Linked DNA regions of Homo sapiens: region 2 is linked to region 1. A link is a loop called in an ENCODE intact Hi-C map of the cell type or tissue named here. Cell type or tissue: B cell. All regions are shown on one strand. Each heading gives the region's core, and the rest is flanking DNA. Links, peaks and the distances in the headings are about the cores only.

Region 1 (16,204 bases), core at 4,711-12,710:
TGACCCAGTCTCAGGGATTTCTTGATAGCAATGCAAGAATGGCCTACCCGAGCGGGTGCTGTCAGAATGATGTTCCCTTCCTAGCACCTCTCAAGGTACATCACCTGGAATTCCCCACAGTCCGTGATCACAGGCTGCCCTGAGCTGCTTCTACTCAGTTTCCCCTCCTTGCTGGGTTATAGACAACATACAGGTAGCAGCTGTGTCCTTTTAGTTATTCTCTCATTCTTCGTGCTAATATCACAGAGTTTGGCGTACTGCAGACACTTAACAAGTCTTGATTTTGACTCAAAATACTGGTTTTCAAAATTTATCTGAAGGACACAGCTATAGTCATACACAATTGTTTGTGCAAGAATATTCAGGGAATTTTTTCTCTGTGAATTTTCTTTAGAATGGAGATAAAGATTCACATGCAGTTGTAAGAAACAATACAGCGAGAGAGATCCTGTTTACCTTTTACCTGATTTATACCAATGATGATTGAACTACAGTGTAATACCACAACTAGGACACTGTCATTGATGCAATCAATTGATATTATTCCACTTCTCCAGAGAATAATTTTTTTTTTTTTTTTAAAAGACAGAGTCTTGCTCTGTCGCCCAGGCTGGAGTGCAGTGGCATGATCTCGGCTCACTGCAAGCTCCACCTCCCGGGTTCACGCCATTCTCCTGCCTCAGCCTCCTGAGTAGCTGCGACTACATGCGCCTACCACCACGCCCGGCTAATTTTTGTATTTTTAGTAGAGACGGGGTTTCACCGTGTTAGCCAGGATGGTCTCGATCTCCTGACCTCGTGATCCACCCGCCTCAGCTCCCAAAGCGCTGGGATTATAGGCGTGAGCCACCACGCCCAGCCTTCAGAGAATAATTTTAAAAAAATCAAAAAAATAGGTTGGGTGCGGTGGCTCATGCCTGTAATCCCAGCACCTTGGGAGGCCAAGGTGGGCGGATCACCTGAGGTCAGTTGTTTGAGAGCAGCCTGGCCAACATTGTGAAACCTCGTCTCTACTAAAAATACAAAAAAATCATCCAGGCGTGGGGACAGGCAGCTGTAGTCCCAGCTACTCGGGAGGCTGAGGCAGGAGAATCGCTCAAACCTGGGAGGCGGAGGCTGCAGTGGGCTCTGATTGCGCCACTGCACTCCAGCCTGGGCAACAGAGCGAGACTCTGTCTCAGAAAAAAAAAAAGAAATATCTGACAGTAGAGGACAGATTAAATAAATTATGATCTGCTATATCATGACATAAAATACATTTACTAGTGATACTGATCCATATAATTGAGAAAGCATTTATGATGTATTACCAAATGAAGAAAGTAGATTTAAAAAGGTACATGTAATTTGGGCAGAGGTACTTTGGAGAAATTAAGAACACAGGCTCTGCAGTACAACTTTCAGGGTGTGATTCTGAACTCTGACAGTTACTAACCTCGCAGTGTCTTTTTCCTCACTGGTGAAACTGGAATATAAATACCATGAGATATGGCTATCTCAATTATCAAGTAAGATAATCTACATAAAACATAGTAATACATAACAATTACTTTACATAAGTTAGCTGTTTTTATTAAAGATCACTGACATTACATATCCCTTAATCCATTTTTAGAAAAGAAACATGAGGCTGCTGTTTTCTTATGCTAAAATATGTGCTTCTCAATCAGCTATCAATATCATGAATGCTAACTAAAAATAACTTTCCAAGCCTGATGTTAAGCATGAATTTATTTGAATCAGCAGAATTAGCAAAAACGATTCTAAGACACGTAAGAAAATGTTCCCTCTTTACCAGCAACTAGGGAAATAGAGACATGATTCTGCATCAGAAATCAAGTTTAAAGAATCTAATCTGAGAAGAGATACCAAATCAAGAATATTAGCAAGAGACTGAATCATGTGTTCTATGTGATATGGGAGATTCGTGTAATTATTTCAAATTGTTGCCATCTTAGTCATTTCATATATTTGGATTTCATATACCTTGGATTTGTTACTTGTACATATAATCATGGAAATGTTACTTGTGTATATTTGGAAGGCATCAGATATCACTGATTATCATTCTCTGTCAAAGAAACATTAAAATCATAGAAAATCTAATTCTGAAAGGCTTTCTTGATAATCTGCTGTCATGGGATTAGTTTGAAATGGCGTATCTCTAATTCTATAAGGTGTAAACGTGAAGCCTTTCAAAGCAAGAGAAAGATAACTGGCCTGCCTCTCTCTTCTCCACATGTACACAAATGTAATGTGACCCATGGCTGGGTTGGATTTCTTTCACAAACTAAGATTTGAAGAGTCTTTAACTCATCTACATGATCAATTAGCAGGATTTAATGTTCCAGAAACAAACATACACACGTGTTTAGTGGGGGAGTGGGAGACAGGACACATACCTGTTAACAAAATGTTAACAGTAAATACAGTTAACAGTAAATCCTCACCTCTTTCTCTTCTTCTGGCACCCCTCATCTACTTCTAATACCCTGTGATTACATTGGGCCCACTGGCACAATTCAGGATAATCTCCCTATCTTAAGGTTAGCTGATTAATAACTTCAGTCCATCTACAACTGAAATTTCCCTTGCCGTGCAACATCACATATTCCTGCATTCATGAATTAGGGTGTGGACATTTTTGAGATACACTTGTTATGCTTCCCACAAGCCTATCCATTCAAACATTTATTAATAACTACAAGGTACCAGCACCTTCATAACTCTGATTTTTTTACCTTGAGTAATCATTTTTTTAAATTCAGGACTTCCTTAAGTTATATTTCCTTTTTTTTATTTTTTAAGATGGAGTCTCGCTCTGTCACCCAGGCACAATCTCGGCTCTCACTGCAACCTCCAACTCCCGGGTTCAAGTGATTCTCCTGTGTCAGCCTCCTGGGTAGCTGGGATTACAGGCACATGCCACCATGCCTGGCTAATTTTTGTATTTTTAGTAGAGACGGGGTTTCACCATGTTGGTCAGGCTGGTCTCAAACTCCTGACCTCGTGATCCGCCTGCCTTGGCCTCCTAAAGTGCTGGATTACAAGCATGAGGCACTGCGCCCAGCAAGTTATATTTCTTATAATGCAATCAATGCAGGCCTGGTATAAAAAAAATTAGTTCCCGGGCCAGGCGCGGTGGCTCACGCCTGTAATCCCAGCACTTTGGGAGGCCGAGGTGGGCGGATCACGAGGTCAGGAGATCGAGACCATCCTGGCTAATATGGTGAAACCCCGTCTCTACTAATAATACAAACAACTAGCCAGGCACAGTGACAGGCGCCTGTAGTCCCAGCTACTCGGGAAGCTGAGGCAGGAGAATGGCGTGAACCTGGGAGGCGGAGCTTGCAGTGAGCCAAGATCGCACCACTGCACTCCAGCCTGGTGACAGGGCGAGACTCCGTCTCAAAAAAAAAAGAAAAAAAAAATTTCTACGCCAAAAAATTGAATAATGTAGAAGAAATGAATAAATTCCTAGTAATATATAATCTATCAAGATTGAATCATGAAGAAATACAAAATCTGAACACACTAACAACAGGTAAGGAGGTTGAATAAGCAATAAATATCTCCCATGAAAGACCAGAACCTGATGCCCTCACTGCTGAATTCTACCAAACATTCGAAGACCTAATACAATGCTTCTCAAACTCTTCCAGAAAATCCAAGAGAAGGGACTATCTCCAAGCCCATTTTATAAGAACAGCATGACCAAACCCAACAAGGACACTGCAAGACAAGAAAAATCACCGGCCAGTACCTTTGATAAACCTAAAAGCAAAAATCCTCAGCAAGATACTAGCAAACTGAACTCAGTAGCATATAAAAAGGATCATTCAACATGATCAAGCGGGATTTATCCCAGGAATGCAAGGATGGTTCAACATATACAAATCTATAAATCTGATATAGCACATTAACAGAATGAAGGATAAAATCCATATGATCATCACAATAGATCCAGAAAAAGCATCTGACAAAATTCAACAGGCTTTCCTAACAAAAACTCTCAACAGATTAGGTATTGAGGAATGTACCTCAATATAATATAGGTGATATAACACAAGCACATAGCTAACATCATAATCAATGGTGAAAAGTTGAAATATCAGGAACAAGACGAGGATTCCCACTCTTACCACTTCTAATCAATGTAGTACTAGAAGCCTTAGGCAGAGCAATTAGGCAACAAAAAGAAAAGCCAATCAAATAGGAAGTGAAGAAGTTATACTGTTCCTGTTTGCAGATGACATGATCTTATACATATAAAAAACCCTAAAAGCTCCATCAAAAAATGACTAGAAATAATAAATGAATTCAGTAAAGTTGTAGTATGCAACGTCAACATTAAAAAATCAATAGTATCCCTTACAAAATCAATGTGCAAAAGTCACAAGCATTCCTATACACCAATAACAGACAAACAGAGAGCCAAATCATGAGTGAACTCCCATTCACAATTGCTACAAAGAAAATAAAATACCTAGGAATCCAATTTACAAGGGATGTGAAGGACCTCTTCAAGGAGAACTACAAACCACTGCTCAACAAAATAAAAGAGGAAACAAATGGAATTCCATGATCATGGACAGGAAGAATCAATATCGTGAAAATGGCCATACCGCCCAAGGTAATTTATAGATTCAATGCCATCCCCATCAAGCTACCAATGACTTTCTTCACAGAATTGGAAAAAACTACTTTAAAGTTCATATGGAACCAAAAAAGAGCCCGCATTGCTAAGACAATCCTAGGCAAAAAGAACAAAGCTGGAGGCATCACACTACCTGACTTCAAACTATACTACAAGGCTACAGTAACCAAAACAGCATGGTAATGGTACCAAAACAGAGATATAGACCAATGGAACAGAACAGAGGCCTCAGAAATAACACCACACATCTACAACCATCTGATCTTTGACAAACCTGACAAAAACAAGAAATGGGGAAAGGATTCCGTTTTTAATAAATGGTGCTGGGAAAACTGGCTAGCCATATGTAGAAAGCTGAAACTGGATCCCTTCCTTACATCTTATATAAAAATTAATTCAAGATGGATTAAAGACTTAAATATTAGACCTAAAACCATAAAAACCCTAGAAGAAAACCTAGGCAATACCATTCAGGACACAGGCATGGGCAAGGACTTCAGGACTAAAACACCAAAAGCAATGGCACCAAAAGCCAAAATAGACAAATGGGATCTAATTAAACTAAAGAGCTTCTGAACAGCAAAAGAAACTACTATCAGAAGGAACAGACAACCTACAGAATGGGAGAAAATTTTTGCAATCTACCTATCTCACAAAGGGCTAATATCCAGAATCTACAAAGAACTCAAACAAATTTACAAGAAAAAAACAAAAAACCCCATCAAAAAGTGGGCCAAGGATATGAACAGACACTTCTCAAAAGAAGACATCTATGCAGCCAACAGACACATGAAAAAATGCTCATCATCACTGGTCATCAGAGAAATGCAAATCAAAACCACAATGAGATACCATCTCACACCAGTTAGAATGGCAATCATTAAAAAGTCAGGAAACAACAGATGCTAGAGAGGATGTGGAGAAACAGGAACACTTTTACACTGTTGGTGGGAGTGTAAATTAGTTCAACCATTGTGGAAGACAGTGTGGCGATTCCTCAAGAATCTAGAACTAGAAATACCATTTGACCCAGCAATCCCATAACTGGGTATATACCCAAAAGATTATAAATCATGGTACTATAAAGACACATTCACACATATGTTTACTGTGGCACTATTCACAATAGCAAAGACTTGGAACCAACCCAAATGTCCATCAATGACAGACTGGATTAAGAAAATGTGGCACATATACACCATGGATTACTATGCAGCCATAAAAAAGGATGAGTTCATGCCCTTTGCAGGGACATGGAAGAAGCTGGAAACCATCATTCTGAGCAAACTATCACAAGGACAGAAAACCAAACACCGCATGTTCTCACTCATAGGTGGGAACTGAACAATGAGATCAATTGGACACAGGGTGGTGAATATCACACACCAGGGCCCGTCGGAGTTGGGGGGCTGGGGGAGGGATAGCATTAGGAGAAATACCTAATGCAAATGACGAGTTGATGGGTGCAGCAAAACAACATGGCACATGTATACCTATGGATTAAACCTGCATATTGTGCACATGTACCCTAGAACTTAAAGTATAAAAAAAAAATAGTATCCCTATAGACTAACAACTATTTGAAAAAGAAATCAAGGCTGGGCATGGTGGCTAACAGACAAATGAATTGCATCATTAAAAAACTTATGCACAGCAGAGCAATCAACAGAGTGAAGACAGAACCTATGGAGTAGAAGGAAATATTTGCAAACCATACATCTGACAAGCAGTTAATATTCACGATATATAAGAAACTCACACAACTCAAGAGTGTGAAAAAAAAATTTGATTAAAAATTGGGACAAAGGCAGGGCATGGTGGCTCACACCTGTAATCCCAGGACTTTGGGAGGCTGAGGCGGGCAGATAACTTGAAATCAGGAGTTTGAGACCAGCCTGGCCAACATGATGAAACCCCGTCTCTACTAAAAATACAAAAATTAGCCAGGCATGGTGGTGGGTGCCTATAATTCCAGCTACTTGGGAGGCTGAGGCAGGAGAATCGCTGCAACCCAGGACGCAGAGGTTCCAGTGAGCTGAGATCATGCCATTGCACTCCAGCCTGGGGGACAAGGGCAAAAGAAAAAAAAAATAAAAAAAAAATATAGTATATTTGAAAATTGCTAAGAGAGTAGAGTTTAAATGTCCTCATGACAAAAATAATAATTAGTGAGGTGATGGATATGTTCATCAGCCTGATTTAATCATCTCATAATGTATACATATATATAAAAACATATACACAATAAATACAATTTGTCATTTGCCAATTATATAAAAATTTAAAAAATTAACCATGTTAAAAAATAACTACAATAATAAAAAATAAACAAAAGACCAAAGATATCTGGTGTTTCCTTCCACCCAAAAATAAATCCCTTCCTTACCAAACCACACTGTAATATAAAGTGTTAGAATTAATCTCTTCTGTACCATCAGATTCTTAGACAATTTTTAGACATTTTAGAAGAGGGTAGGTCAATGGAGTATACACGGAGGAATGACCTGCACCGCCCTGTCACATCCCTTGGGGAGGAATTAGTGGGATAAATGACTATTTGGGAAGAAATGGGCCCAAGGAAAGTAAATAGTCTTAAGTTGTATAAATACAAATCATTGAATGAACAAAAAGCTAACTCACCTGAAACCTTACTTTAGGACATATAACACTTCTTCTTCCTCCTCCGGGATGCTTTTCCTGAAGGCCAGCTGGCCGGAGGGGAAAAGGAAGATAAGAATGAGGCACCAGGACCTTTCTGGATCACAAGCTACGTTAGAAAATAGCGCACACGTCCAGGCGCGGTGGCTCACAACTGTAATCCCAGAACTTTGGGAAGCCGACGGGGGCGGATCATGAAGTCAAGAGATCGAGATCACCTATGCCAACATGGTGAAATCCCGTCTCTACTAAAAATACAAAAATTAGCTGGGCATGGTGGCGTGCGCCTGTGGTCCCAGCTACTTGGGAGGCTGAGGCAGGAGAATCGCTTGAACCTGGGAACCGAGATCGCACCACTGCACTCCAGCCCTGGGCGACAGAGCAAGACTCTGTCTCAAAAAAAAAAAAAACAAAGAAAGAAAATAGGGCACACTTGTCCCCAGACCACAGTTAAAATCAATCAGAAATAAGAGGGCACAGGCATGTGAGTTTTTCAGAGAAATGCTGGAAAACTCTAGGAACTGGGGTTCTGAAACATGGAGCTGCCCCTCTCACCACCTCCCCGCCTCCCATGTCAGGTACCTCTTTCTTCCCCAAAAGGAATTCTATTCTTGAGGTTACTTCCTCTTGTCGTCCAGGTAGTGTGCACGGAGAGCACTTCTGGCTCCAAAACTGCCATCTCGTGACTTGTGAAGCCTTCTTCTTGGTCATTTTCACAATAGCGTAGAGCCTCTCACGTCACTTTGGGACCACTGCTCCCTAGCAGGTACCACATGGCTGGAAGGCCAAGGCACAGGAAGCAACGGAGACACTAGAAAGACAGGTGACATGGTCGCACACACCTGTGCTCACTCAAAAGGCCATGCACCCAGGCCCGATCCCGACCAGTCACAGCCGCACACTCGCTGGCCCTTTCACACCCACAGACGCTCACACCAGAGGGACACTGCCTGTCCCTGTCAACCTGACAGAAGTGCAAAGGCACATTTCAGAGACACGGAGACCCGTCCTGGCCGTGCCACCTCTGCAGACCCCACCAGCATTGACCTCGCACAGAACGGAGGTGCAGAGACACAGCCCGGCTGCGTCACCCCTACAGATGCCCTTACAGCCCGGCGCTATGGCCCTCATAGACGTCTACACACACCTGTGTCACAGTTTATGGGGACAGAGCCCGGCCGCGTCAACCCCGCATGCATCACGGCTTAGGGGAACGGGGCTTGTTCGCATTACCCCACAGACGAAGACAATTATCTCAGTCACTGGGCCACGGCGGGGCCCCACCAGGCAGCCTCTGGCTTATTCACACACACACACACACACACACACACACACTCACACACACTCCCACTTCCCTGCTCGCCGCTCCCGAAGCCTCAGGCCGAAGCTTCTTCATTTTAGGGCCTCCGCGTCCCGAGTGGCTCCCTCACCGCCATTCCCCGCGGAACCCTGCCCTGGCTTCCTCCTGGGAGGCAAATAGCTCCCGGCTCGAGGCCTAACCACACCCAGCACATCAGGAGGTGAAACAAGGTCTCAGGCGCAGTTGGGATAAGATCCAGGAGAAACCATTTTTAAAAATCCCGCGAGCATGAAGCACGCCCCTCAGCCGGCCACCCGGCTCGCTCCTCATTGGACTGTGCCCCAAGGCCCTCTGGGAAATGTAATGCGAAACCAGAGAAGCTTCGACGCAGCTGGAAGGGCGCCCGTCAGTGTTTCCCAGCATGCAACTCTACACGGCGCAAATGGAGCCGTGACCCAGAGGCCTCTGGGAAATGTAGTCCATAACCCGGAAATCCACAGAGTTGGAAGCGGCTGTCAGGATTTCCCAGCATGCAACTCTACGCGACCCTAAGGGCGTCCTGCCTTGAGGGCTTCTGGGAAATGTAGCTCATAACCCGGGAATCGACGTATCTGGAAGGGCGCCCATCAGTGTTTCCCTGCAGGCAACTGCACACGGCCCTAATGGAGCCATGCCCCAGAGACCTCTGGGAAATGCTCACTACGCGGGAATCCTTAGCGCTGGAAGCGCGGCCGTCAGAATGCTTTTCGTCGGTGTCTCCTCCCACTGTTAGAGCAGCTGCACCCCCCATAGACTTCTGGGAAAGCGTATTTCAGACTGGCAGAATCTTCAAATGCTGGAAGCCCTGTCGGCCTTCTCCTGCCCTGAAACTTTGCTTGCTCCTAAGGCGCACCACAAAAAATTCCTGGGAAAAGTGGTTCAGGCTCTAGGGGCCTACAGTTATAATTGCTTACAACTTGCATTTGGGATCCGTCCATAGGGAAGGCGTGTCCCCGCGTCCTTCTGGGAAGGAAATGTAGTCTGAAACGACCAGAAATCACGCCTGTAATCTCAGCACTTTGGGAGGCCGAGGCGGGTATATCACCTGAGATCAGGAGTTCGAGACCCTCCTGCCCAACATGGTGAAACCCCATCGCTCTAAAAATGCAAAAATTAGCCAGGCGTGGTGGTGTGTGCCTGTAATCCCAGCTACTTGGGAGGCTGAGGGAAGAGAATCGCTTGAACCCAGGAGGCAGAGGTTGCAGTGAGCCGAGATCACACCACTGCACTCCAGCCTGGGCGATAAGAGTGAAACAATGTCTCAAAATAATAATAATAATAATAATAAGCCCGGAAAGCTTAAAAGCTGTGATTTGGGAAAAGTTCAAAAATTTCCCAGCATGCAACATGGCCCTCCTTAGAAAAGAGCTGTGCCTCCAGAGCGTTCTTGGAAATACAGCCCCGAGCTGGAAATGCCTCTAGAAAGTGTTAGGTAGGGTGTTTACATGTGAGATTTTGGGGACGTTTCAGCACTGCCCTTTCCCCCACCCCCCAGTAGATTGGGGAGCTCCAGGCATGTGTGTAGGGACCTTGAGTAGGTTCCACGGGAGTGACCTGGTCCTGACTGGGTCTGTGCCAAGGCTCTCTCTGTAAGGGCAGGACTTTGCGTTTCGTTCTCTGATGCTGTCCCAGACTTGGGAGCACTGCCTGGCTCTTCAGATGTCTCTGTGAGTGTTACCTTGGTATGGGCGGGAGAGGCCTGGGCTGTATGGCTTGCTGCCCGGCAGGATATTGACAAGATGTTCTTATGATCAGGCGGTTTGGCCCTTTTTCCGGTGGGATCTCATCAGGATGTTCCTTGGACCTTTGCCAAGAAAGATATGATAGGGATGGTTTTTGTAGTTGGGCCTTTGCCCAGTAGGACATGATGAGAATGTTTCTTTAATTGGGTCTTTGTTCGCCTTGTGGTCAGGTGGTTAGGCAGGATATTTCTCACTGCCTGAACCCCTGTGAAATGTTTCACTTTGACCAAGGTCTGCAAAAGAGCAGGGGGCTTCCGAAATGGTGCAATTTAGACAAACACTGGGGTGTGAGATGCTTTGCCCTAAAAAATATATGCTGTTGTTGGGAGAGAATCATTGGTGGGTGTGACTGGATTTGTGATTGTGTGGACTCATCAGGGAGCCTCCTGGAGCTCAGGTAAGGGAGGGCGCCTGTGAGGTTTTTGGCCTTCATTATGACATGGATGAGATTGTATGTTTCTATGAACGTGTGGGTAAGACTACTGTATAGAGTACCCTTGACATAAGTAACTCCATCTTAGAAAAAGACTCCATCTTGCATTCCACAGGGCACTTTGCCAACAGGGACAAGATGTTTTGCTTAATAAATAAATAATAAAGACTGCATCCAACCAGATAAGGATATAAACAAGCACATTCTTCCACCATCTGTCCTCCCCAGAGGACTCTGTGGCCATAAAAGGAGCAAGGCTTCAGTGGCTTGAAATAACCATCTTAACTGCAACCGTCCTGCTGTCATTTGTGATGAGCACTTGGCATCTGCTGCTGAAGCCTCAAAGACTTCTTGCAAGACCAATGGGCCTGCCCAGCCCTGACCAAGGGTTTTGTTACTCTCCTTGGACTGACTTGTTAACCCTTTTCTCCTATCTCTTTTCTCTTGATGTTAAACATTACTTTGTTTATTGTGAAATGTTTAATCTATAACATTTATATATATTGATTAAGTACACTACTATGTATGGTTTGCAATATTGACTGACTTGTGAAGTGGCTTGAGCCTGCGTGTCTATGGCTCTGACTACCAAGTGAAGGGGCAGTACCAAAGAGAATTGCCTTGTATTAGTCAGGGTTCTCCAGAGAGACAGAACTAATAGGATATATGTCTATAGGAAAGGAAGTTTATTAGGGAGAATTGGCTTAGACGATCACAAGGCCCAGTCCCATGATAGGCCATCTGCAAGCTGAGGAAAAAAGAAGCCAGTAGTGGCTCAGTTCAAGTCCAAAAGCCTCAGAAGCAAGGAAGCCAACTGTGCAGTCGTCAGCCTGTGGCCAGAGGCCACAGGGCCCCCGGCAAACCACCAGTGTAAGTCTAAGAGTCCAAAGACCAAAGAACCTGGAATCTGATGTCCAAGGGCAGGAGAAGCAGAAGGAAGCATCCAGCACGGGAGAAAGATGAAAGCCAGAAGACTCAGCAAGCAAAGGTATCCCACCTTCTTCTGCCTTCTGTGTTCTACCTGAGCTGGCAGCCAATTGCATGGTGTCCACCTACATCGAGGGTGGGTCTTCCTCTCTCCATCCACTGACTCAAACATCAGTCTCCTCTGGCAACACCCTCACAGATACACCCAGAAACAATCCTTTACCAGCTGCCTAGGCTTCCTTCAATCCAATCAAGTTGACACTTAATATTAACCATCACAAGCCTCTTTGGGAACTCCAGGCGGCTCATGGCTTTTGTGATTGAAATAGCATCAATCAAAGCCTGACACTGTGGAAAGATACAAACGTGTGTGGACCTGGTTATCTCTGGACCACTGGTGGTTTGCTGGGGGCTCTCGGGCCTTTGGCCACAGGCTGAAGGCTGCACTGTTGGCTTCCTTGCTTCTGAGGCTTCTGGACTTGGACTGAGCCACTACTGGCTTCTTTCTTCCTCAGCTTGCAGATGGGTTATCATGGGACTTTGCCTTGTGATCGTGTGAGCCAATTCTCCCTAATAAATCAGAGATAAACCAAATCTCAGCAGACTTGAACCTGCGTGGGGAGAGTAATGAAGACATAAACAGTCTCCTGGTCTGGGCTGAGTTGTCTGTTGATCTTGCAAAGAAGAATCTTTGATGTGGGTAGAAACTTTGGCAGCAGATGTCAAGTGCTTATCACAAATGACAGCAGGATGGTTGGCAGTTAAGATGGCCGTTTTGAGCTGCTGAAGCCCAGCTTCTTTTATGGCCAGAGTCCTGTGGGGAGGACTGATAGTGGAAGAATGTGCTTGTTTATGTCCTTATCTGCTTGGATGCAGTCCTTATTATTTATTTACTAAGCAAAACATCTTGTCCCTGTTGGCAAAGTGCCCCATGAAATGTAAGATGGAGTCTTTTTCTAAGATGGAGTTACTTATGTCAAGGGTGCTCCATACAACTACTAACTATACAACTACTATACAACTCTGTACATCAGGTGTTTTCATTTTGATGGTTGTGCTGTTGTGCGCGTTTTCTAGTGGTTTTACAGAGCTCTGTTGGGGGATTTGTCAAATGGCATTGCAAGTCATTACTGTCCATGATGATCTTAGCCTACTCTACCACGTGTGCCTGTGGAATTAGATCTCTGTGAGTGTGTACTTGTGAACATAAGCCCAGTCTCATCTGAAACAAAGTGAATAATGCTGTTTCTTTTGAGAACATCAAATTTGTTAAAATTTGGTATACAAATTCTCAATTTATCTGGCACTAAAGTAGACATTTCATATTGAATCAATATATTGTATTTTTATGGAGAAGTGTGTAAGTCAACACAACCTGTTTTTTAATTTTTAAATAAGAAAGTAGAATAAAAAAGATGTCACTTTAATTAATCCAAAATAAGCAACAAAAAAGCAGCAGCTACTTTGTCTCTTTCACAAGTTGTAAGGAGTTAGCTTCCATTTTCTTGTGCTGTTTAGGGGCCTGGATAACTATATTTAAAAAGCTCTGGACTACAGATGTAACTTTTCTCTTGGACATAGGTTTAGGGCCTAGAATCAGGAAGTCAGGGACCCTCCTGGGTGTTAGGTGAGGCATCCTGGATCTTTTCATTCTCTGAACAAGAAAGGTTGACTCAGAAAACAGAAGTGCTCTGTTTAAGAGTCTTCAGTTTATCCTTCAGAAACTACTTGCATTTTTTAAAACCATAGGCAATTAATACTTTTTTTTTTTTTTTTTGAGATGGAGTCTCGTTCTGTTGTCCAGGCCAGAGTGCAGTGGCCCATCTCGGCTCACTGCAACCTCTGCCTGCTGGGTTCAAATGATTCTCCTGCCTCAGCCTCCTGAGTAGCTGGGATTAAAGGCACGCACCCCATGCCCAGCTAATTTTTGTATTTTTAGTAGAGACAGCGTTTCACCATGTTAGCCAGGCTGGTCTCGAACTCCTGACCTCAGGCGATCCGCCCACCTCGGCCTCCCAAAGTGCTGGCGTTATGGGTGTGAGCCACCACGCCCGGCCCAATAAATACATATTTTAATGAGCAGTCTAAAATACAAAACTAGCCTGCCACATCTTAGTAAGGACCTCGTTTCTGAGGCCTCCCCAGAAATGAAGAAATGAATATCATGCAATATTTCTCTTTCTGTGTCTTCCTTATTTCTCTTGGCATAACATCTACCAGCTTTTTTCTTGTTGTCATAAATGGCAGAATTTCTGTGTTTTCATGGCTGAATAATATTTTAATGTGTATATATCACATTTTCTTTACCCATTTGTCCTTTGAAGGAAATTTAGGTTGTTTCCGTGTCTTGGCCATAGCAAATAATACTGTGGTGAACATGAAGATGGAGACAGAAAGGGTTTAAAAGGAGCTTCGAAAGAAGTCAGGGCAGCCAGGCACAGTGGCTCATGCCTGTAATCCCAGTACTTTGGGAGGCCGAGGAAGGCGGATCACCTGAGGTCGGGAGTTTGAGACCAGCCTGACCAACACAGAGAAACCCCGTCTCTACTAAAAATACAAAATTAGCCGGGCGTGGTGGCACATGCCTGTAATCCCAGCTACTCAGGAGGCTGAGGCAGGAGAATTGCTTGAACCCAGCAGGCGGAGGTTGCAATGAGCCGAGATCGCGCCATTGCACTCCAGCCTGGGCAACAAGAACGAAACTCCGTCTCAAAAACAAACAACCAACCAAACAAAGTCAGTGCTCCACAATGAACGAAGGATGGAGGGTGACAGAAATGCCCATGTTAAAATGACACAAATGCTGCTGTCTTACTGAAGTTTGGTACTTTCTGTGGGATAGATACTTTTCACTTTGTTCTGTGGCTTTGGTAAATTTCAGAAGTCTGAAATGATTGATTTTAGTGACTTTGCGAGTGTTTTCATCATTTTGCAGAGGAGACTTGGTTTCTTGTGGTTTGCATTCATCAATGTTAGAAGCTGATCTCTCTATTCAATCTTGCAGTTTTAAGTAATGCATTGAACAGTCACATAACAGAACGCGGAGCAGGAGAACTAAATTTCTAGTGTAATCAGAATGGCAGGCACTAAATGAATTATTTTACAATAAGCCTGTGTCCTTTTTATTAACTGTTCAGTGAAGAAGTTTGGAGTCTATAAACTTGTAATAAATGTGGCCTGTAAGAACTACAAATACTGGAAAGCTTCTCTGAGGATGTAATTTCTAATTTGATGAAGAAAACATTCTCTTTAATTAACTTGGCAAGGAGAAGGCTTTGGCGGGGCACCATGGCTCCCGCCTGTAATCCAGCACTTTGGGAGGCCGAAGCGGGTGAATCAGGAGGTCAGGAGATCAAGACCATCCTGGCTAACATGGTGAAACCCCATCTCTACTAAAAATACAAAAAATTAGCCGGGCGTGGTGGCGGGCTTCTGTAGTCCCAGCTACTCGGGAGGCTGAGGCAGGAGGATGGCGTGAACCCGGGAGGCGGAGCTTGCAGCGAGCCGAGATCGCGCCACTGCACTCCAGCCTGGGCGACAGTGTGAAACTCTGTCTCAAAAAAAAAAAAAAAAGGAGAAGGCTTCAATAAAAAGAAAAGCAACTATGCCTGGGGCGGAGCTGGAGTGGAAATAAGATGGCAGACATTGGACGTCATTGAAGGCCTAGTGATGTGGTTTTAGTCCATGTGCCAAGAGCAAAAAGTTATTTAAAATATATTAGTTAGGGCTAGGCGCGGTGGCTCACGCCTGTAATCCCAGTACTTCGGGAGGCCAAGGCGGGTGGATCACCTGAGGTCAGGAGTTTGAGACCAGCCTGACCGATATGGTGAAACCCCGTCTCTACTAAAAATACAAAAAAATTTGCCGGGTGTGGTGGCATGTGTCTGTAATCCCAGCAACTCGGGAGGCTGAGGCATGAGAATCACTTGAACCTGGGAGGCAGAGGTTATAGTGAGCTGAGATCGTGCCACTGCACTCCAGCCTGGGCAACAGAGCAGGACTCCGTCTCAAAAAAAAACAGAGAAAAAATATATTAGTTATTGGGGAATATCAGCATATATAAATGTGTTTTCAGGCAAAAACCACAATAACCTGGATACAGACACATGGAAATATATTAGGAATTTTTTCAGGTGTTCAAGAGGGAGCTGTGAAATATAACTTAGTGATATTGGGGCATGATAATGGGAGAAAATATGTTAAACCATATATACCCTATGCGTGATAAGGAGTTTATATCCAAAATATATAAGGAACACCCACAACTCAAAAGCAAATATGATAATAGTAATAACCCTATTAAAGATGAGCAAAGGGGCTGGGCGTGGTGGCTCACACCTGTAATCCCAGCACTTTGGAAGGCCAAGCATAGTGGATCACCTGAGGTCAGGAGTTTGAGACCAGCCTGGCCAACATGGTGAAACCTCATCTCTACTAAAGTACAAAAA
Region 2 (16,204 bases), core at 4,750-12,749, 1.5 Mb after region 1:
AATCTTGTTTTCTTTTTTTTTTTTTTGAGACGAAGTCTTGCTGTGTGGCCCAGGGCTGGAGTGCAGTGGCATGATCTCGGTTCACTGTAACCTCTGCCTACCGGGTTCAAGCGATTCTTATGCCTCAGCCTCTTGAGTAGTTGAGATTACAAGTGTGTACAGGTGTGCACCACCACATCTGGCTAAATTTTGTATTTTTAGTAGAGACCACGTTTTGCCATGTTGGCCATGATGGTCTTGAACTACTGACCCCAGTTGATCCACCTGCCTCAGCCTCCCAAAGTGCTGGGATTACAGACATGAGCCACAACCCTGGCCCATTAATCTTTTATTTTTTAATTTTTTTTATTATACTTTAAGTTCTAGGGTACATGTGCACAATGTACAGGTTTGTTACATATGTATACATTTGCCATGTTGGTGTGCTGCACCCACTAACTCGTCATTTACATTAGGTATCTTTCCTAATGCTATCCCTCCCCACTCCCCTCACCCCACGACAGGCCCTGGTATGTGATGTTCTCCACCCTGTGTCCAAGTGTTCTCATTGTTCAGTTCTCACTTACGAGTGAGAACCTGTGGTGTTTGGCTTTCTGTCCTTGTGATAGTTTGTTCAGAATGATGGTTTCCAGCTTCATCCATGTCCCTACAAAGGATATGAACTCATCCTTTCTTATGGCTGCATAGTATTCCATGGTGTATATGTGCCACATTTTCTTAATCCAGTCTATCATTGATGGACATTTGGGTTGGTTCCAAGTCTTTGCTATTGTGAATAGTGCCGCGATAAACATACATGGACATGTGTCTTTATAGCAGCATGATTTATAATCCTTTGGGTATATACCCAGTAATGGGATGGCTGGGTCAAGTGGTATTTCTAGTTCTAGATCCTTGAGGAATCGCCACACTGTCTTCCACAATGGTTGAACTAGTTTACAGTCCCACAAACAGTGTAAAAGTGTTCATATTTCTCCACATCCTCTCCAGCACCTGTTGTTTCCTGACTTTTTAATGATCACCATTTTAACTGGTGTGAGATGGTATCTCGTTGTTATTGGGGGAACCTGCCCCCAATATTTCAATGTAGTTTCTTTCTATTTTCCATAAGTGTCAGCCGGCTGAGAAATAAAGACAATACAAAGAGAGGAATTTTACAGCTGGGCCTCCAGGGGTGACATCACATATCGGTAGGACTGTGATGCCCGCCTGAGTCTCAGACCAGTAAGTTTTTTTTTTAAGGGTTTCAAAAGGGGAGGGGGTGTAAGAACAGAGAGTAGGTACAAAGATCACATGCTTCAAAGAGCAAAAAGCAGAACCACTGATAAGGGTCTAACAAAGATTACATCTTTCTGAGGGAAAAGGGCAAAGGGCAAAAGTAGAACCACTGATATGGGTCCAACAAAGATCACAGGGCAAAGGGCAAAAGCAGAACCACTGTTAACACAATTATCACAGTGGTCCTGAGGTGACGTACATCCTCAGCTTATGAAGATAACAGGATTAAGATATTACAGTAAAGACAGGCATAAGAAATTATAAAAGTATTATTTGAGAACTGATAAATGTCCATATTAAAGTGAAATCTTCACAATTTATGTTCCTTTGCCGCAGCTCCATCTGGTCTCTCTGTTTGGGGTCCCTGCCTTCCTGTAACACATTGTGGTTTTGATTTGCATTTCTCTGATGGCCAGTGATGATGAGCATTTTTTCATGTGTCTGTTGGCTGCATAAATGTCTTCTTTTGAGAAGGGTCTGTTCATATCCTTCACCCACTTTTTGATAGGGTTGTTTGATTTTTTCTTGTAAATTTGTTTAAGTTCTTTGTAGATTCTAGATATTAGCCCTTTGTCAGATGGGTAGGTTGTAAAAATTTTCTCCCATTCTGTAGGTTGCCTGTTCACTCTGATGGTAGTCTCTTTTACTGTGCAGAAGCTCTTTAGTTTAATTAGATCCCATTTGTCAATTTTGGCTTTTGTTGCCATTGCTTTTGGTGTTTTAGTCATGAAGTCCATGCCCATGCCTGTGGCCTGAATGGTATTGCCTAGGTTTTTTTCTAGGGTTTTTATGGTTTTAGGTCTAACATTTAAGTCTTTAATCCATCTTGAATTAATTTTTGTATAAGGTGTAAGGAAGGGATCCAGTTTCAGCTTTCTATATATGGCTAGCCAGTTTTCCCAGCACCATTTATTAAATAGGAAATCCTTTCCCCATTTCTTGTTTTTGTCATGTTTGTCAAAGATCAGATGGTTGTACATGTGTGGTACTATTTCTGGGGGCTCTGTTCTGTTCCATTGGTCTATATCTCTGTTTTGGTACCAGTATCGTGCTCTTTTGGTTACTGTAGCCTTGTAGTATAGTTTGAAGTCAGGTAGCGTGATGCCTCCAGCTTTGTTCTTTTGGCTTAGGATTGTCTTGGCAATATGGGCTCTTTTTTGGTTCCATATGAACTTTAAAGTAGTTTTTTCCAATTCTGTGAAGAAAGTCATTGGTAGCTTGATGGGGATGGTATTGAATCTATAAATTACTTTGGGCAGTATGGCCATTTTCACGATCTTGATTCTTCCTATCCATGAGCATGGAATGTTCTTCCATTTGTTTGTGTCCTCTTTTATTTCGTTGAGCAGTGGTTTGTAGTTCTCCTTGAAGAGGTCCTTCACATCCCTTATAAGTTGGATTCCTAGGTATTTTATTCTCTTTGTAACAATTATGAATGAGAGTTCACTCATGATTTGGCTGTTTGTCTGTTGTTGGTGTATAGGAATGCTTGTGATTTTTCACATTGATTTTGTATCCTGAGACATTGCTGAAGTTGCTTATCAGCTTAAGGAGATTTTGGGCTGAGACGATGGGATTTCTAAATATACAATCTTGTCATCTGCAAACAGGGACAATTTGACTTCCTCTTTTCCTAATTGAATACCCTTTATTTCTTTCTCCTGCTTGATTGTCCTGGCCAGAACTTCCAACACTATGTTGAATAGGAGTGGTGAGAGAGGGCATCCCTGTCTTGTGCCAGTTTTCAAAGGGAATGCTTCCAGTTTTTGCCCATTCAGTATGATATTGGCTGTGGGTTTGTCATAAGTAGCTCTTATTATTTTGAGATACATCCCATCAATACCTAGTTTATTGAGAGTTTTTAGCATGAAGTGCTGTTGAATTTTGTCGAATGCCTTTTTTGCATCTATTGAGATAATCATGTGGTTTTTGCCTTTTGTTCTGTTTATGTGATGGATTATGTTTATTGATTTGTGTATGTTGAACCAGCCTTGCATCCCAGGGATGACACCAACTTGATCTTGGTGGATAAGCTTTTTGATGTATTGCTGGATTTGATTTGCCAGTATTTTATTGAGGATTTTTGCATCGATGTTCATCAGGGATATTGGTTTAAAATTCTATTTTTATGTTGTGTCTCTGCCAGCCTTTGGTATCAGGATGATGCTGGCCTCATAAAATGAGTTAGGGAGGATTCCCTCTTTTTCTATTTATTGGAATAGTTTCAGAAGGAATGGTACCAGCTCTTCTTTGTACCTCTGGTAGAATTCAGCTGTAAATCTGTCTGGTCCTGGACTTTTTTTGGTTGGTAGGCTATTAATTATTGCCTCAATTTCAGAGCCTGTTATTGGTCTATTCAGGGATTCAACTTCTTCCTGGTTTAGTCTTGGGAGGGTGTATGTGTCCAGGAATTTATCCATTTCTTCTAGGTTTTCTAGTTTATTTGCGTAGAGGTGTTTATAGTATTCTCTGATGGTAGTTTGTATTTCTGGAGATCGGTGGTGATATCCCCTTTATCATTTTTTATTGTGTCTATTTGATTCTTCTCTCTTTTCTTCTTTATTAGTTTTGCTAGCAGTCTATCAATTTTGTTGATCTTTTCAAAAACCAGCTCCTGGATTCATTGATTTTTTGAAGTGTTTTTTATGTCTGTATCTCCGTCAGTTCTGCTCTGATCTTAGTTATTTCTTGCCTTCTGCTAGCTTTTGAATGTGTTTGCTCTTGCTTCTCCAGTTCTTTTAATTGTGATGTTAGGGTGTCAATTTTAGATCTTTTCTGCTTTCTCTTGTGGGCATTTAGTGCTATAAATTTCCCTCTATACACTGCTTTAACTGTGTCAAGAGATTCTGGTATGTTGTGTCTTTGTTCTCATTGGTTTCAAAGAACATCTTTATTTCTGCCTTCATTTCGTTATGTACCCAGTAGTCATTCAGGAGCAGGTTGTTCAGTTTCCATGTAGTTGAGCGGTTTTGAGTGAGTTTCTTAATCCTGAGCTCTAGTTTGATTGCACTGTGGTCTGAGAGACAGTTTGTTATAAGTTCTGTTCTTTTACATTTGCTGAGGAGTGCTTAACTTCCAACTATGTGGTCAATTTTGGAATAAGTGCAATGTGGTGCTAGGAAAAATGTATATTCTGTTGATTTGAGGTGGAGAGTTCGGTAGATGTCTATTAGGTCCACTTGGTGCAGAGCTGAGTTCAATTCCTGGATATCCTTGTTATCTTTCTGTCTCGTTGATCTGTCTAATGTTTACAGTGGCAAGTTAAAGTCTCCCATTATTATTGTGTGGGAGTCTAAGTCTCTTTATAGGTCTCTAAGGACTTGCTTTATGAATCTGGGTGCTCCAGTATTGGGTGCATATATATTTAGGATAGTTAGCTCTTCTTGTTGAATTGATCCCTTTACCATTATGTAATGGCCTTCTTTGTCTCTTTTGATCTTTGTTGGTTTAAAGTCTGTTTTCTCAGAGACTAGGATTGCAACCCCTGCTTTTTTTTGTTTTCCATTTGCTTGGTAGATCTTCCTCCATCCCTTTTTTTTTTTTTGAGCATATGTGTGTGTCTGCACGTGAGATGGGTCTCCTGAATACAGCACACTGATGGGTCCTGACTCTATCCAATTTGCCAGTCTGTGTCTTTTAATTGGAGCATTTAGCCCATTTACATTTAAGGTTAATATTGTTATGTGTGAATTTGATCCTGTCATTATGATGTTAGCTGGTTATTTTGCTCGTTAGTTGATGTGGTTTCTTCCTAGCATCTATGGTCTTTATAATTTGGCATGTTTTTGTGGTGGCTGGTACCGGTCGTTCCTTTCCATGTTTAGTGCTTCCTTCAGGAGCTCTTGTAAGGCAGGCCTGGTGGTGACAAAATCTCTCAGCATTTGCTTGTCTGTAAAGAATTTTATTTTTCCTTCATATAGGAAGCTTAGTTTGGCTGGATATGAAATTCTAGGATGAAAGTTCTTTTCTTTAAGAATGTTGAATATTGGCCCCCACTCTCTTCTGGCTTGTAGGGTTTCTGCTGAGAGATCTGCTGTTAGTCACATGGGCTTCCCTTTGTGGGTAAGCCGACCTTTCTCTCTGGCTGCCTGAAGGGGGCCACCCCCTCCACAGCCTGTGGGTGTTTCTCGTCAGGTGGGACGAGAGACCAGGAAAAGAAATAAGAGACAGAGACAAAGTATAGAGAAAGAAAAGGGGGCCCCAGGGACTGGCGCTCTGCATATGGAGGACCTGCGCAGCTGGCCCTGGTCTCTGAGTTCCCTCAGTATTTATTGATCATTATCTCTACCATCTCGGAGAGGGGGATGTGGCAGGACAATAGGGTAATAGTGGGGAGAGGGTCAGCAGGAGAACATGTGAACAAAGGTCTCTGTGTCATAAATAAGTTTAAGGAAAGCTGCTGTGCCTTGATGTGCACGAGCACAAACATTTCGGTGCAATAAAGAGCAGTATTGCTGCCAGCATGTCTCACCTGCAGCCCTAAGGTGGTTTTCTCCTATCTCAGTAAACAGAACATACAGTCAGGTTTTACACCGAGACATTCTATTCCCAGGGATGAGCAGGAGACAGATGCCTTCCTCTTATCTCAACTGCAAAGAGGCTTTCCTCTTTTACTGATCCTCCTCAGCACAGACCCTTTATGGGTGTTGGGCTGGGGGACAGTCAGGTCTTTCCCTTCCCATGAGGCCATATCTCAGGCTATCACATGGGGAGAAACCTGGGGCAATACCTGGCTTTCCTAGGCAGAGGTCCCTGTGGGCTTGTGCAGTGTATTGTGTCTCTGGGTACTTGAGATTGGAGAATGGTGATGACTTTTACCAAGCATACTGCCTTCAAGCACTTTTTAAACAAAGCACATCCTGCGCAGCCCTAAAACCATTAAACCTTCTGTCAACACAACACATGTCTCTGCAAGCACTGGGTTGGAGCTAGGGTTACAGATTAACAGCATCTCAAGGCAGAAGAATTTCTCTTAGTATAGAACAAAATGGAGTCTCTTTTGTCTACTTCTTTCTACATAGACAAGTTAACAGTCTGATCTCTCTTTCTTTTCCCCACAGCTGCCCTTATTATTTTTTCCTTCATTTCAACTTTGATGAATTCAAACAGGATACAATTTGGGGAATATATGCTTATAATTTGCACTTGAGCTATTCTGTCCGAGTATGCCCCAGGACATTTTATGGAAATACCATGCAGTGCAATTTCAGACTCTGAGCATCTAAAAACCTGCCTCAGTATGCATGAATATTCACTATATGATTATAGTTCTACATGCCTTTGTATGTATAAGATCCATGGCTTGCATTTGCCTTGATTTTTATGTGTGGTAAAAATAAAAATATAGCAAGTGTATACAAATATTAGGAAATGGGCCAGGTGTTGGAGCTCATTCCTGTAATCCCAGCACTTTCGGAGGCCAAGGCAGGTGGATCACATGAGTTCAGAAGTTTGAGACCAGCATGAACAACATGGTGAAACCATGTCTGTACTAAAAATACAAAAATTAGCTGGGTGTGGTGGTACACCTGTAATCCCAGCTATTTGGGAGGCTGAGGCAGAAGAATTGCTTGAACCCGGGAGACAGAGTTTGCAGTGAGCTGAGATTGCACCACTGCGCACCAACCTGGGTGACAGAGTGAGATGCAGTCTAAAAAAAAACTTATTAAAAAAATATATTATATATATGGAAATAAACAATAATTAGGAAATAAGAATTTCTTATTTGTGCTTAGAATACACAGTGAAGTAAACAGAAAAAAAGAACAACAACAAAAAAGAATACATAGTGAAGTAATTTGAAAAGATTAAATGTTAAGACAGGCATGGTGGCTTATGCCTGTAATCCTGGCACTTTGGAAGGTCGAGGTGGGAGGATTGCTTGAGCCCAAAAGTTCAAGACCAGCCTGGGCAACATGATGAAACATCATCTCCACAAAACATACAAATATCAGCTCTGTTATATATGAAATAAACAGAGTTTTCCAAAGATCTTTTATAAGATGGGAGAAAGGAGATGAAATAGAAGAGAGATTGACTTGGTCCTTCAGGATTGGAATCTGATAGATGGGACACTAGAGGAAGTTTAATGTAATCTTTTTGGCTATCTAGATCTAGTTTTTAGGCCCTGGCTAGAAGCCAGTTAGTTCCTCTTCTAGAATGGCCAATTAAGTCTACAATGCCGGCCACAGTGAGCTTGTGGTATTTAGCTTGCCCTAATCCTATCCCCATATCCTCAGCTTCAAGGTAGCCTTGAAAAGCAACCACCTTTTAACAACAGTAACAGTGAATATCTGCACCCTAGCAGAATATCTGCACTTGAGGAGGTAGAAATGGCTCTGAAAATGGCAGAAATGGCTCTGAAACACCCAAAAGCCTCCATCCCCACAGAATGTTCACTACTAAGCCTGCTTTGCAGCCTGCTGAATAGGTCTATTCTCATAGTATTTCTCTATTTGGCTTGACTTTATTTATGTGAACACTCCTACCCATAGGGCACTTGTCAAAAAACAATCAGCAGCAATTGTTTAACACTAGAGTGTTTAGGGGAGTGACAGTGTGTGTCTGCGTGATAGATGGAAGTAATAAGAGGGCACAGGGGAAAGGGGCCATACGCATAAGATGATGGAACAGAGAGCCTGGAGGGTGGGGTATAGAGAGTGTAGGGGAAGGGAGAAGGCAGACAGGTAAAAGGAAAAAGAATGTTAAGTGTTGTTCAGCCTCAAGACTGACATGATGAAAGTACCTTTATTGTGGTTTTTGTAAATTAGAATGCATGCTTTATTATTAAAAAAAACACAATTGAAAATGTTAAGGACCTTTTCCTCCTTGCTTCTTATAAGAAACCATCATAAGACATAACTTGTAATAATTCTGTAGAAATATACATATATAAAGATATATGTATATATATATTTTAAAATAGTATGTTTTTATTGCAAAATATTCATTAGTGTCATCATATCATAGCCAGATCTACAACCCCAGAGTAATTCCCATGGTTATGTTACATGGCAAAAAGGACTCTGCATTGTAATTAAGTTTATTAATCAGCTGACTTTAGCATTGGGAGATTATTCTGGATTGCCCAAGCACTTAAGAATAGGAGAAACCGGAGAGATGCAGCAGCAATAGTCAGTGGTTTCAAATATGAAAGGGATTTCACATACTATTGTTGGCTTTAAAGATAGGAAGTCGTGGGGGCAAGGAAACTCTCTAAAGGAAATTAATCTGGCAACAACCTAAATAATTCTAGAAAAGGATTCTTTTCCAGAGTCAAGAACAGAGCCAGGTGGTTCTTCTCTTCTAAAGACATTTCCATGGGCCAGTTCCACCGCAAGCTTCTCAGAGAGAATATGTTCTGCCGTACGGACACCGAACGTCCCCTAAGATGGCCGCCCCCATGATGCTCTCCCCTAAGGGCTCTGGCTCCGTTACCTGCAACGCACCGCTCGCTTATTTTTTGTTCTAGTCTCTCTTGCTTCAGTTTTTATACGGCTTCTAAAACGCTTCGCATTTACAATAGTGACTGAGGTGCCCAGAGGTGACTTTAATTTTCCATTGAGCTGAGACGTCACAGCCATCATAACCGCTAAGAAGGGATGCCGCGCCTTTGTGGTAATAATGGGTTCTGGCCTTTGAGAAGTTTGCGCCGTTCACTGTCCCCTGCGAGGAGAAGACTAACTTATTTCTGTTCCGTGTCTGTTCAGAGGACTTTACCCCCACGCCGTGTCTGCCTGTGTGAACTCAAGCCTCTGATAAGCTCTCCATTTTCTGCCAGGGCTGAGGTGTCTGGAAATCGGACAGTTTAAGAGGCCTCCGTCCACCGCGTCTCCCGGCCGCTGTGCCTTCTGTACGTCACGTACTCAAAGATGGCCGCCCCCAGAGCGGCGAGGCGACGCCGGCGCGGACGCGTCTCCTCCTGAGGAAAAGCCGGAAGGCCGCATTCCGCTCTCCATGGAAACGCGGCTGACCGTCTCTGGAGGTTTAGAGGGGGAGGGAGTTGGGCGAGGGGCCCAGAAGTGGAAGAAGTTTAGGGAAGTAAGTTCAGCTTTTAAGAGGTCGCGGCGATTCCAAGGAGAGTCAGGTCAGTGTGTGGGTCAGGGCGTGGAAACGTGGTGGGAGGGAGCTTTCTGAGGGCGTCTGCGTTGTTGGTGGCGCTATATGGTGGAGGTAGCGCGGGGGTTGGGGGAGGCGGGGGCGGGTGTTTCCTTTTGGAGGGGAGCTGGTAGGAGTCCCTGGTGGGTGTCTGTGATAGGATATCTTTGGGGTCCCTCATGGAGGCTCTGGTGGTCAGTGATTAAAGGCCTGAATAGATCAACGACCAAGAGTACTGAGGTCAGGGATTGTGGTCCTCGCGGGTCACTCCCCAGTGGGGCTCAGTGATTGAGAATCGATGGGGTGGCTTTTGTCAACGAATGTGACTTCTGTTTCACATTCTGGATTAATCTGAGGCTTAGTGATTGATGAATCATTAAGGGAATCCAGTGTACGTGTGTGTCTATTCCAGGTTTTCCTATTTTATCTGGCGGGGTGGTGGTCTTTTGTCTAGAGACAAGTGAAAGCCGAAGTCTTTTCACAAGAGCCCTGGCTGGTTTTGTGTGTGTGTGTGTGTGTGTGTGTGTGTGTGTGTGTGTGTGTGTGTGTGTGTGTTGAGCTCAAACTTTGGCTGGAACAGACTTGATGAACGTTAACATTTCCTAAAAGTTTCAGGTCCGAGTACCTCCTCCACAATGAGTTTTCTAATCCTCTGGCTTTCCACAACAACCCATGCTCTTGAACCTGCAGAAAATGAAAGTTTTTTGGGGGTGAAGGGGGGCGGATGAATAGGCTTTCTATTTAACATTATGTTTTTAAATTACTGCGCACAAATTAACAAGAGCCTATTTTTATCCTTCCTCTTGCAAATGTACTGCATATTTTTATGGGTGTTTCAGGTTTTGTATGTTAGTATATAAAGGCGGCTATTTTCCCAGTATTTATATTTTTGAATTGTTTTCTAAATTTGTATTTATAACTCGTATTCCTTTTCTCTGTCTCCCTCTTTTTTTCTATGTGTTTCTTGTTCTTCATATTGAAGTGTGTATATAAACATTTTTTTTTTTTTTTTGAGATGGAGTCTTGCTTTTGTCGCCCAGGCTTGAGTGCAATGGCTGGGCTCACTGCAAACTTCGCCTCCTGCGTTCAAGCCATTCTCCTGCCTCAGTCTCCGAGTAGCTGGGATTACAGGTGCCTGCCACCATGCCTGGCTAATTTTTTCTATTTTTAGTAGAGACAGTGTTTCACCATGTTGACAAGGCTGGTCTCGAACTCCTGACCTCAGGTGATCTGCCCATCTCGGCCTCCCAAAGTGCTGGGATTACAGGTGTAAGCCATCATGCCTGGCCGTATATAAACACTTTTAAATATATATAAAGACTTTTAAAGAGGTGTGAGAGTAACATTGTATAAAGGAAAAAATGTAGTTTCTCACCATCCATATGGCCTGATTTAAAAAACTGATATGAGAATTACCTACTGCTTAGGCATGATGCTATGTGGATTCTCCTTTGTGACCTCCCCTTTCATCTTCATGTTACTTCCACACTTCACCGAAGAAAGGCATTTGGCCTACATTGAGGGTCTTGTGTTTCCTTGGTTTGAGAGAACCAAATAAAGAGACAAATATTCAGGGCCACGTGTTAAGGTGAATGTACCCCTGAAAGTTGTTTTGCTCTTCAGTCCACAGGTCCTGGCTACCCTGGGAAGAGACAAGAAGTAAATGAAGAAAGAGGAAGATTCCAGGACCTAGATATGATTTCTGTGGACACCCTTCACTGGTGACTGAAGTTTCTAAATAGAAATTTAAGGCAGATCCAGAGGAGACAAAGACAGAGTATCCCAGGTGCTGGCCATTTCCCACAACAGAAGAAAATGATCAATGCCCAGGTGACTTTTTCTCTATTTTATTCTCTCCTTTATTCCATAGTGGATTTGTAGAGACCCGTAAGAAATCATTTCAGAATCTAGAGAGAAATAAACTTTAAATCTAACTCCAACATCATGGCAAAGTAAGATCAGGAATATAGTGTTTATGTGATTCCTACAAAATGACTGATGTTGGAAAATAATGCCTGACTAGAAGATCCTTTCCATTACCTTAGCTCTCAGTTTGCATCTGATGTCTCTGACAGCCAGTACAAGAAAGTCACACTAAGTTATACAGTGACTGTGGGGAGAAAGCAGACAGGTTCCTCAGGAGATTATTATTTCATGGCACTTAGATCTCAAGAAAAATTTGCTATTCTTCCCAGAGGTGATATGGTGAACAGTGTTTTGAACTAGCTTTCTAATAAAGGCAGAAGATTTCTTACTGCTGTTTATTACACGGTTCCTCAGAGACTCCTATGGAAATAGACCAGGCAAACTCAGTGGAAACAGTTTTTTTAGGGGACGAAAGCAAGGCCACACACTCAAGTCTTGCGTGTCTGTGTGAGCTTATTTAGGAATAAAATCTAAGTGACCTAGGAAAATGGAAGGTGTGCATAGCTTCCATTTTCCTGAACATGTGGCTGAACTGGCATTAACTGCAGATTTGGCATTAGGGAGTTGTCTGATAAGGTCTTGAGTCGTTGGGTGCCATGTTTGATAACTTCACCTCATCTCAGAATATACAATATCCTTCTGCATTTTCACCTCCAATTCTTGCATACTTATATTGCTTTTATTTTTTGTAATTACATAAATTACTCATGGAATCCAAAGGGAAAAAATTCTTTTTTTTTTTTTTTTTTTGGTTTTTGTTTTTTGAGATGGAATCTCACTCTGTTGCCCAAGCCGGAGTGCAGTGCGTGATCTTGGCTTACTGCAACCTCCACGTCCTGGGTTCAAGGGATTCTTCTGCCTCAGCTTCCTGAGTAGCTGGGATTACAGGTGTGCACTTGCATGCCTGGCTAGTTTTTGTATTTTTAGTAGAGATGGGGTTTTGCCATCTTGGCCAGGCTGGTCTCGAACTCCTGACCTCAGGTGATCCACCCGCCTCGGCCTCCCAAAGTGCTGGGATTACAGGCGTGAGCCACTGCACCTGGCCTCACAGGGAAATAAATTCTGATGATGAAGTACACACTGGTTAAAAAAGTAAATTTCCGGGCCGGGCACAGTGGCTCACGCCTGTAATCCCAGCACTTTTGGAGGCCAACCAGGCGGGTCACCTGAGGTCGGGAGTTCAAGACCAGCCTGACCAACATGGAGAAACCGTATCTCTACTAAAAACACAAAATTAACTGGGTGTGGTGGCGCATGCCTGTAATCCCAGCTACTCAGGAGACTGAGACAGGAGAATCGCTTGAATCCGGGAGGTGGAGGTTGTGGTGAGCCGAGATCATGCCATTGCACTCCAGCCTGGGCAACAAGAGCGAAACTCCGTCTCGAAAAAAAAAAAAAAAAAAAAGGTAAAAAAAGTAAAAGTAGATTCCCTCTTCATAACTTTCTTCCTAATCCTCTTATACTGCTTCAACAAATGTTTGGTAGCACATACTTGCTGTCACTGAAATGTGTGCATCTCTGTATATATGTGTATTTATAAATCCATGTGTTTTATGTATGTGTCTGCATATATAAACACATTTATTATGACTTCTTTTGCTTCAGTGGAATCACATTCCACCTGTTGGTCACCTTAGATCAAGCTTGTACAACCTGTGGCCTGTGGGCTGCATGCAGCTCAGGATGGCTTTGAATGTGGCCCAACACAAATTTGTAAATTTTCTTATAATGAGAATTTTTTGCATTTTTTTCCAGCTATCGTTAGTGTTAGTGTATTTTATGCATGGCCCAACGCATTTCTTCTTCCAGTGTGGCCCAGGGAAGCCAAAAGATTGGACACCCCTACCTTAGGTGGTGTAGTTTTAGAATATAAAGGAATAATCACTGCAATTAATTGAAGAATATTGACTGTATAAAATTCCATTTGTCTAAAGTCATACATGAAAACATTGTTAAACTATGTAAAGTATTTAGATGAGTGCCTGCCACATAGAAACTGATACATGGAGTCCTTTGTGCCTTAAATCTTTGCCAATACTTAAAAATATGACATTATCAAATTATACAATTTTCAATGATCCAATATTCTTTTGTCTTATTTTGCATTTTCCTCATCACAGGTGAGGTTGAAAGCCTTCTTGTGTATTTCTTGGCCAACTGGATTTTTTTCTCTTGTGAAATGCCTGACTTTATGATTTTTACATTAAAAAAACTTTTTTCTTACTGGCTAATGAGTTGCTTATATCTACTATATATTGATCTTTTGTTTATTGCAAAGTTTTTTTTAGCCTGTCATTTTTCTTTCAGCTTTGTTTATGATCTGTTTTTCAATGTAGAAATTAAATTTTTTTTCTCATAAAATTTGTCCCTTTTTTTTCCTTTATGGCTTTTAACATGAATATATTTCGTATTTGCTTCTGCTTCCACAGGTTCTTTTGCTTTCTGGTAAGGACTTTAAACAGGAAAAACTTATTTTTGAGTATGAAATTAGGTAGAAACCTACATTTTTTTTCAAACAGATTTATTTCTCGTGTGAAATAATTCCCGAATGTGATGAGATCAGCAGCATTAAGAATTTGCAGACTTCAGCAAGTCTGTTCTTTTCTCTGTGTATTAATCTCTGTGATTATATGGGGATAGATTATCCCATCAATTTGTGAAGGGGTGGGTTGCCCCTCCACACTTGTGGGTGTTTCTCGTAAGGTGGAACGAGAGACTTGGAAAAGAAAAAGACACAGAGACAAAGTATAGAGAAAGAAATAAGGGGACCCGGGGAACCAGCGTTCAGCATATGGAGGATCCCGCCAGCCTCTGAGTTCCCTTAGTATTTATTGATCATTCATGGGTGTTTCTCCGAGAGGGGGATGTGGCAGGGTCACAAGACAATAGTGGGGAGAGGGTCAGCAGACAAACACGTGAACAAAGGTCTTTGCATCATAGACAAGGTAAAGGATTAAGTGCTGTGCTTTTAGATACGCATACACATAAACATCTCAGTGCTTTACAAAGCAGTATTGCTGCCCGAATGTCCCACCTCCAGCCCTAAGGCGGTTTTCCCCTATCTCAGTAGATGGAGCATACAATCGGGTTTTATACCGAGACATTCCATTGCCCAGGGACGGGCAGGAGACAGATGCCTTCCTCTTGTCTCAACTGCAAGAGGCATGCCTTCCTCTTATACTAATCCTCCTCAGCACAGACCCTTTACGGGTGTCGGGCTGGGGGACGGTCAGGTCTTTCCCTTCCCACGAGGCCATATTTCAGACTATCACATGGGGAGAAACCTTGGACAATACCTGGCTTTCCTAGGCAGAGGTCCCTGCGGCCTTCCGCAGTGTTTGTGTCCCTGGGTACTTGAGATTAGGGAGTGGTGATGACTCTTAAGGAGCATGCTGCCTTTAAGCATCTGTTTAACAAAGCACATCTTGCACCGCCCTTAATCCATTTAACCCTGAGTTTGACACAGCACATGTTTCCGAGAGCACGGGGTTGGGGGTAAGGTCATAGATTAACAGAATCTCAAGGCAGAAGAATTTTTCTTAGTACAGAACAAAATGGAGTCTCCTATGTCTACTTCTTTCTGTACAGACACAGTAACAATCTGATCTCTCTTGCTTTTCCCCACAAATTTGCACCTAGCTCTTTCCTGCCTCAAGTTCCTACTACCATGTGATTATAAGTCATGTTGAGACAGGAGAGTGGCAGTTTAGTTGACAAGAGGGTCTCAATTTATTTTCCAGTGGCATTCAGGGCTAGGCCATACCATACAATTTGCCAATTGCCACAGAATCAGGACATTGAAGACATTATTCTGCACTTTTCTTGCTTCTTTTGTTTCTGTGGAAGTCAGTTGTTAGGACATTTTATTTTTCTTTTGATGGTAATGCATCTTTTCCTTCTATTAACAGTTGTTTGCATAATGTTATATGTGCATCTGATGTTCAATAGTTTCAGTCTGATGTGTCTAGATGCAGATTTTCTGCTTGGCTTTGTTGATTTATTAAATTTGAGTTATAGGATATTTAATCAGTTCTGAAAATTTCTCAGTCAGATATTTGGAAATTGCTTCTCTTATTTGAATATAATATTTCAAAAACTATGTATAGGCATATGTTAGGCCTCACTCTGTCTTCCATATTTAGTAAAGTCTCCTTCATACTTTCTGTCACTTTGTGTCTCTGCTTCATTTTTCAGTTATTTTAATTTTTTGAGATAGGGTCTCACTCTGTCACCCAGGCTGGAGTACAGTGGCATGATCACAGCTCACTGCAGCCTCAACTTCCTGGGCTCCAGCAATCCTCCCACCTCACCCTCCCAAGTAGCTGGGATCACAGGTGTGTGCCACCGCACCTGGTTAATTTTTGTCTTTTTGGTAGAGATAGGATTTCACCATGTTTCCCAGGCTGGTCTTGAACTCCTGAGCTCAAGCTATCCGCCTGCCTCAGCCTCCCAAAGTGCTGGGATTACAGGTGTGAGCCACCACACCTGGCCCTGTTATTTTTTTTACTGTGAATTCCAACTCACTAATTATCTCTTCAGTGTATTTAATATAACCTTTCTGTTAATAGACACATATACCTGTGACTGTATACGTATATATACATAAACATATATTTATATGTATGTGTGCATACATATATATTTAATGTATGTTTCCAAGAATAAGTTTTCCCAATTTGGTTACTCTTTAATAGTTTCTCATGTTTTCTGTACATTTCTATTTTTTAATCCATTTAACAATTAAACATGAATGTAGTATCCTGTGGTTCTAGCATCTGAAGTCTCTCTATGTCTTATGCTAGTATTAGCTGGGAAGGCTTAACAGTGAATGAAACAATTTATATCAGATATCTAGATGTCAGTAGCATATACTTTCTTGACTGGTCAATAGATACCAAAATTA

What was found. Hi-C counts contacts between places; a loop is a spot of excess contacts. Peaks named below come from ENCODE experiments on the same cell type or tissue, not always from the same donor. Only the 100,000 strongest peaks of a DNase experiment are listed, where the experiment ranks them.
Region 2: it touches region 1 in a loop (19-fold over the local background); 2 of 110 quality-filtered maps call a loop at or near these places.

Annotation. Positions count from the first base shown.
Region 1 is chr19:53,513,778-53,529,981 of GRCh38, reverse strand. It overlaps a transcript of ZNF331 not described here. Among named protein-coding and RNA genes, the nearest start is that of ZNF331, 16 kb to the left of the region's middle. RefSeq lists enhancers at 7,936-8,709, 9,020-9,219, 8,710-9,483, 9,484-10,258. In B cell, for the core only: no CTCF peak of the experiment used is centred there; a DNase peak (open chromatin) is centred at 9,041; H3K4me3 peaks cover 1,560 bases; H3K27ac peaks cover 1,404 bases.
Region 2 is chr19:52,041,855-52,058,058 of GRCh38, reverse strand. ZNF432 (zinc finger protein 432) reads left to right here and starts at 9,221. Exons shown (of 5, transcript NM_014650.4): 1 at 9,221-9,364; 2 at 10,999-11,205. The coding sequence starts at 11,191. RefSeq lists an enhancer at 8,849-9,438. In B cell, for the core only: no CTCF peak of the experiment used is centred there; DNase peaks (open chromatin) are centred at 8,828 and 9,158; H3K4me3 peaks cover 1,969 bases; H3K27ac peaks cover 1,782 bases.